2 separate regions of the Homo sapiens genome follow, and region 2 is linked to region 1. A link is a loop called in an ENCODE intact Hi-C map of the cell type or tissue named here. Cell type or tissue: heart left ventricle. All regions are shown on one strand. Links, peaks and the distances in the headings refer to the core of each region. The heading gives the core; the rest is flanking DNA. Region 1 has its middle 17 kb from the start of SILC1. Region 2 has its middle 340 kb from the start of LINC01249.

Evidence for each region. Peaks named below come from ENCODE experiments on the same cell type or tissue, not always from the same donor. Only the 100,000 strongest peaks of a DNase experiment are listed, where the experiment ranks them.
Region 2: a loop joins it to region 1, with 4 times the contacts of the local background. A loop is called at or near these places in 3 of 110 quality-filtered maps.

Annotation. Positions count from the first base shown.
Region 1 is chr2:5,914,143-5,917,064 of GRCh38, reverse strand. No RefSeq gene overlaps it. Among named protein-coding and RNA genes, the nearest start is that of SILC1, 17 kb to the left of the region's middle. In heart left ventricle, for the core only: CTCF peaks have their summits at 819 (motif pointing right) and 1,522 (motif pointing right); no DNase peak of the experiment used is centred there; H3K27ac peaks cover 1,836 bases.
Region 2 is chr2:4,990,729-4,993,650 of GRCh38, reverse strand. No RefSeq gene overlaps it. Among named protein-coding and RNA genes, the nearest start is that of LINC01249, 340 kb to the right of the region's middle. In heart left ventricle, for the core only: a CTCF peak has its summit at 1,242 (motif pointing left); no DNase peak of the experiment used is centred there.

The sequences.
Region 1 (2,922 bases), core at 222-2,721:
TCAGCATGATGAGTTGATGATTCTCTATCAATGGCCTCCTTTCCCTCTCATCCATTTCAAAATATTTGTATGTCTTCACTGGTATTTTTCTCCTTGTTTACCTCTCCAGAGGAAACAGAATCTTTCCACTAGACAAAGGCTCACCCCTCCATCGAGGTCCTGAATGCAATCTCTCTTATTTTTCTAACCTTCTAAGCATGTAATAATTCATCCAAACCGGAGGAAAAGGAAGCTATGATGGGAAGGCATAGGGGGCCATCAGGTCTGAACTGAGACTGCACTAGTCCAACCAAACATGCTATCTCCGACATGCCTTAAATCTCTTTCTTTACACCACCTGCCAATCAATAAATATGATGAAAAGATTCCATATTAAAAATGAATGAATAAAAGAACCCTTGATCTCTCTGATTTTCCTCTTTTATTCTTATCACCTCCAAAGTTCTAGGGAAGGCAGTCTATATCTGCTTCCTTCCCACTTCAGTTTGTTGAAATCTCCACCAGGTTCTGGATATCATTCTTGTAAAACTCATCAGTGGTTTAACTTCGGTGGAGCCTCATCCTATTTAATGTTATCCGAAATTTAACCACTGCCTACCTCTTCTTCTTAAAGCTATCTCTTTTCTTGAAATATGAGGAATGATTCTCTCCTGGCTCTCATCTCTCCTGCCTTTCTGCTTCTCGGATTTTGCTGATTCCTTTCTGTGGGGACATGGTTAATATTTGTGGGACTGTCAAACTCCTCATTGCAGCCATGGCTCCTCCAAAAGGTAGGGTTCTCCTTGGGCTTCTGATGCCTTCTCTTTCTGGGTCATTTCCACCAGCAGAGGGACCCCTTGAGGCGAGGGTGCTAATCCTTGTTCTGCAGACTATAAGGAACAGGCAGGGTTGTGTCAATACACTCGTGGGACAAGGGAGCCTGGTGAAAACCCCATGCATATGAGATAGGGGTGTGGCTGAGCAGGAGAAGGAGGACAGACAGCAAGGAGGCGAGTCGGCCTCTCTTCCAGTCCTCAAGTCTGCCCCAGTGCTTGTCCTACTGTGACTTGCCTTGGAGGAGTGAGGCATTGGAGAGGGAAAAGCTTGCATGAGCCAGGCCTGACCCTTGGGCTGCCAGTCTTCATGATACAAACCTGTATGTTTAGGAGACAGAGAGACCAGCAGGGGCAGCAGTATGAGCTGTTTTCATGAGCCCTAGTAAGTTAGAGAGGCCTTAAAATTAAGTCTACAATAAGATGATAGGCCTTCCTACTTAGAAAAAATAAGGATGCCCATCCATGTGAATAGATAGATATTCACAAAGGCAGTGCCCATGCTAACCACAGTACTGGCCGGTGGGAGGATCTCTGTTCTTAGCCTGGTCACACATTTCTCCTAGTGGACTCCAAGTTGGGTCACACAGCCCTATTGTCACTCCCTGGCTACTGAGCACAACTGCTTACAATCCACCCTGTCCCCATCCTGGGTAGCCTGGAAAATCCCTGTAATTATAAACAGGCCCTGTCTCCAAGCCATCCCTCTCCCCAGGGCCCCACCGCAAGGTGGAGACGGTGACTCAGCTTGGCCCCTGCTGGAGCTTATTTCTGTGGGCAGTCCCAGCAGGAAATCATTGGGAGTTGAGGCATTGGGAGGGCCTTCTTAGGGGCTGCTGGGTTCTGGACAGCAGGAGAGGGAGGAGAGTTGCTCGGGAGCTCTCCAAGCTAAATCAATCCTTTCCCTTTCAGCTCAGAGATAAAAACCTGGAGTGCCATTTGAGCGCTCAGCACCCAGGAATGTCCCCACACAGCTGACAGGCATCAGCTTCCATTTAGAATGTGTGAGATTGCTGGCTGCCAGACCCACCCCTGTGGTTTAGTGAATGCCAAGAAAGTCCTGGAAATGAAGGAATTAAATAGCCATAGTCCAAGCATGTATTTCTCACACTGAGAATTACTCAGCACCCTCACATAGCAGATCCGGATATGTGGGTTACAATAATCCCTTATATTTATATAGCACTTTTTAGTTTACAAAGCACTTTCAAGTCCATTAGTGCATGTGATCCTCCAGACGGCCCTATGAAACATCAGGGAAGCTATTATTAGTCTCGCCCCACTCTGCTCCCATAATTCTTTGTACATACCTCCTCTAAAACACTTATCACTTGGTTCTGTAATGACTTGCTTACAGTGTGTTACAGTGAAAAGAACATGGGCTTTGGAATCAAACAGCCTTGAGTGTGAAAGCTGGCTCTGCCATTTACCATCTGCCTGAGCTTAGGTTAGGTACTTCCTCTCTCTAAGTCTTAGTTTTCCTATTTCTAAGAGTGCGGCTAAGAAGCTGATGATCTCCCCTGGTTGTTGTAAGAATTAGAGAATGGAATGCATATGAAAGTACCAAACACTGTCAGAATGCAGTAAGTGCTCACTAAAGATTGGATCTTCTCTTCCCTAGTGACAGTGCGTGACTTAAAGCCTGGCCCCACACTTTATTTATTTTGTGTATCTCCAGAGCTTAGCACAAGATTTGGTAAATGGGCATTATTTAAAAACAAGAAAAAACAAATGCATGAATGAAAGAATCCTATTTTATAAACAAGGAAACAGAAGCCCAAAGTGGCTAAGTGCTCTATCAAGGGTGAAAGTGGAATTTCTGGTACCTTATCTGAAGTCCCCCCTGTTGCAGGTTCTCAACATCTGTTGTCAATCTTCCTATTAGTTAATTAAACTCCTGCCCCAAACACCATCCTTGACTGTTGTCGATGCTTCTGGCTTTTTCCCAATGAGCTCAACTCTTCAAGGAAATGAAAGAGCCTCATTTGCACAGAAAGGCCAGAAAACCCTAGTTGGCCAGCATCCTTTGGGTCTAAGCTATAAGCAGCGCAAATTAGCCCAGCCATTTATATGCAAAATAAGCACCAAGCCTTGAAGATTGTTTGAAAAT
Region 2 (2,922 bases), core at 238-2,737, 920 kb after region 1:
TTTGCTCTAAATTATATTTCAACTTGTACAATTGTTACAAGCACGGGTTCTGGCAAATATAAGCTCTTTAAGGAAAACATATTTAGAGTATCACATTTTCTTCGGCTAATAAAATTATGGTCAGTCAGTCACAAACATTTTTGATATGTTGATTTTAAAAGATACAGCAAAATATCTGGTATAATAGTGTTTTTTTAAAATGAGGAAATAAATGATTACAGAAAAGAATAAAATGCAGAAATACTCTAAGATGAGTGTCTAATTACTCCAGAATCTCACTGCTCTGATTTCTAATTTCTGCTATAAACGCCCACACAGGAATGTTGGTAAAGTCTTAGTAAAAAGAAAAATAAAACTAATATCTATTCCTAATGTTGTATATTAAGCCCTAATATTGTTGTCTACTCTTTCACTGAGCAATGTACTCATCTTTTAATCCCCTAGCATCTATAACTTCAGCCACAAATTTCTTATTTTAAAATGGCTTTATAGTCTTAAGGCTGAGGCTATATTTGAAATGAACAGAAGTATAGAGATTGAAATTCCGCAGTGCAATTTTATAACTTTACAAATAAAGATATTATTTGAGATACTGAGAATTTTAATATTCTCTGAGGCTTAAGAAAAAGAAATAAAGCAAAATATTTACACACTATTAATTTTCAGAAGGGGCTTATCTATAAACACAGGACTATACATTTAGATATTGATGGACTGAGTAGTGATCAATTCTTACTGATATTTCTTATTCTTTGTCTTAAATTGTATTGAATGCAGGTATATTTAATAGAATCTTCCTTATTTAAAAGGCATCAAGGTTAAGCGAAGCTTTATGGCTAAGGGCACAGCCTAAGACTAGAGGAATATCGTCTGAGGCCAAGCTGTTTTCCACCTCTTAACAGATACGTAATCTTTACTGAACTTCACTGAACGTTTGTTTTCTCATTTGTAAAACTGATAATCAAAAACTAACTTCTGGAGCTGCTGTAAATATTACCCTGAGAAAAATAATTAAAACAGTAATGAAAACGTCTCAACACAGCACATGCCCCTCTTTGCAAGATCAATATGAGTTATTCTTATTATTACTATTCAGTTAGTGACACGGAAACCCACGGGTGTTTGGTTCTTCTGTTGCAATGGTTTTCAAATGGGGTTGATCTTATACCTCAGAGGACATCTGGCAATGCCTGGAGACATTTTTGGCTGTCACAGCTGGGAGAATAGGGTGCTACTGGCATCTAGTGGGTAGAGGCCAGGGGTGCTGATAAACGTCCTGCAATGCACAGGACCAACAAAAAAATTCTCAGGTCTATATTGGCAATAATGATGAGGCTGAAAAATCCTGTTCTTTGGCACTAAGCTTCATTACCTTAAGAATAAATGTTATCTCTTAATAATCTTTAAATTCTTACTATTGATCACAAGGAATAGGCTTCTTAAGGAAACACATTTCATTCTTTTCTGTAATCACTTTATTTCCTCATTTAAAAAACACTCTTTATTAAACTAGGCATCATGATGCACGCTGGAGGTTCAAAGATCAAATAAATGAAGTTTGCCCTTAGTAAGATCATAGAACGTTAATTTATAGAGGGAAACACATAATTGCCCCGCACAGAGATGCATAAATCATGATGACAGAGATGTTGCTTATGATGGTGGCAGGAGTGGGGGTACTTAAAGATGTTGCTGGAGAGATGGGATGGAGCGTGTCATGCATGGTCTGTTCCCACTAAAACATCTGTGCACTTCACCTTCTAAATCAGGGGACAGGGCTGAAAGGTTTGAAGTGGGAGATACCATGACTCAATGTGTGCTTTATAAAGCTTTTCTGGTGTTAGTATAGACAAGAGATGAAAAATGTAAAAGAAGAAATACACAAACCAAACAGGATAAAATTTAAAAGTGCAAACTAGAGATTGTGAAATTCCAAGTTTGACCAGCGACAGGTTCAAGGGGAGAAAGTTGTGAATAGGGTTTTGCACGAATACTCGATGAATGAGTAGCTGAAGAAGAGAAGGAAGGAGTCCTGTGAGAAACCTAGATTGCTGTGTCAGAGACTGGACTGATACATGTGGAAAGAAAAAGGTGGGGAGAAAGGATAATGGGTTTAGTTTGGACATTCTGAGCTGTGAGGCTGATGTTCACAGAATCTGGGAGAGGGATTGCTTGAAGCAAAAAGAATAAAAGTCACCAAAATACGTATTTAGTTATTGGGACTAGGGGCTGGGCATGGTGGCTCACGCCTGTTACCCCAGCATTTTGGAAGGCTGAGGCAGGCGGATCACCGGAGGTCAGGAGTTCAAGACCTTCCTGGCCAACATGGTGAAACCTCATCTCTACTAAAAATACAAAAAAATTAACCAGGCACGGTAGCGGGCTCCTGTAATCCCAGCTACTTGGGAGGCTGAGGCAGGAGAATAACTTGAACCGGGGAGGTGAAGGTTGCAGTGACCCGAGACTGCACCACTGCACTCCAGCCTGGGAAACAAGAAAGAAACTCCATCTCAAATACATACATATATATATATATATATATATATATATATATATATATATATATATATATGTATATATAGATAGATAGACAGACAGATAGATAGATAGATATTATTGGGACTGGGAAGCCAATGCAATAAAAAATTGAGTCTCAGTGGGTTTTTGTCGACTCACTTTGGGGTGCGATGCTGGTAGAAATGTGGATGTCCTTCAGGTTTTATATGGATCCGGAACCACATGTGAGAAAAGCCTGGGTTGGATATGGACTGGGTGCATATAAGCACCCAGGAGAAAGTGGCAGCAGGGGAGGAGGCTAGCAGAACGCTTTTTTGTTTGTTTTTAAATTATCTGAGCCCATTCCAAATGTCACAGGTAAATATGAATACATAACTCATTAATTGTTAGCAATAAATGAGTTTG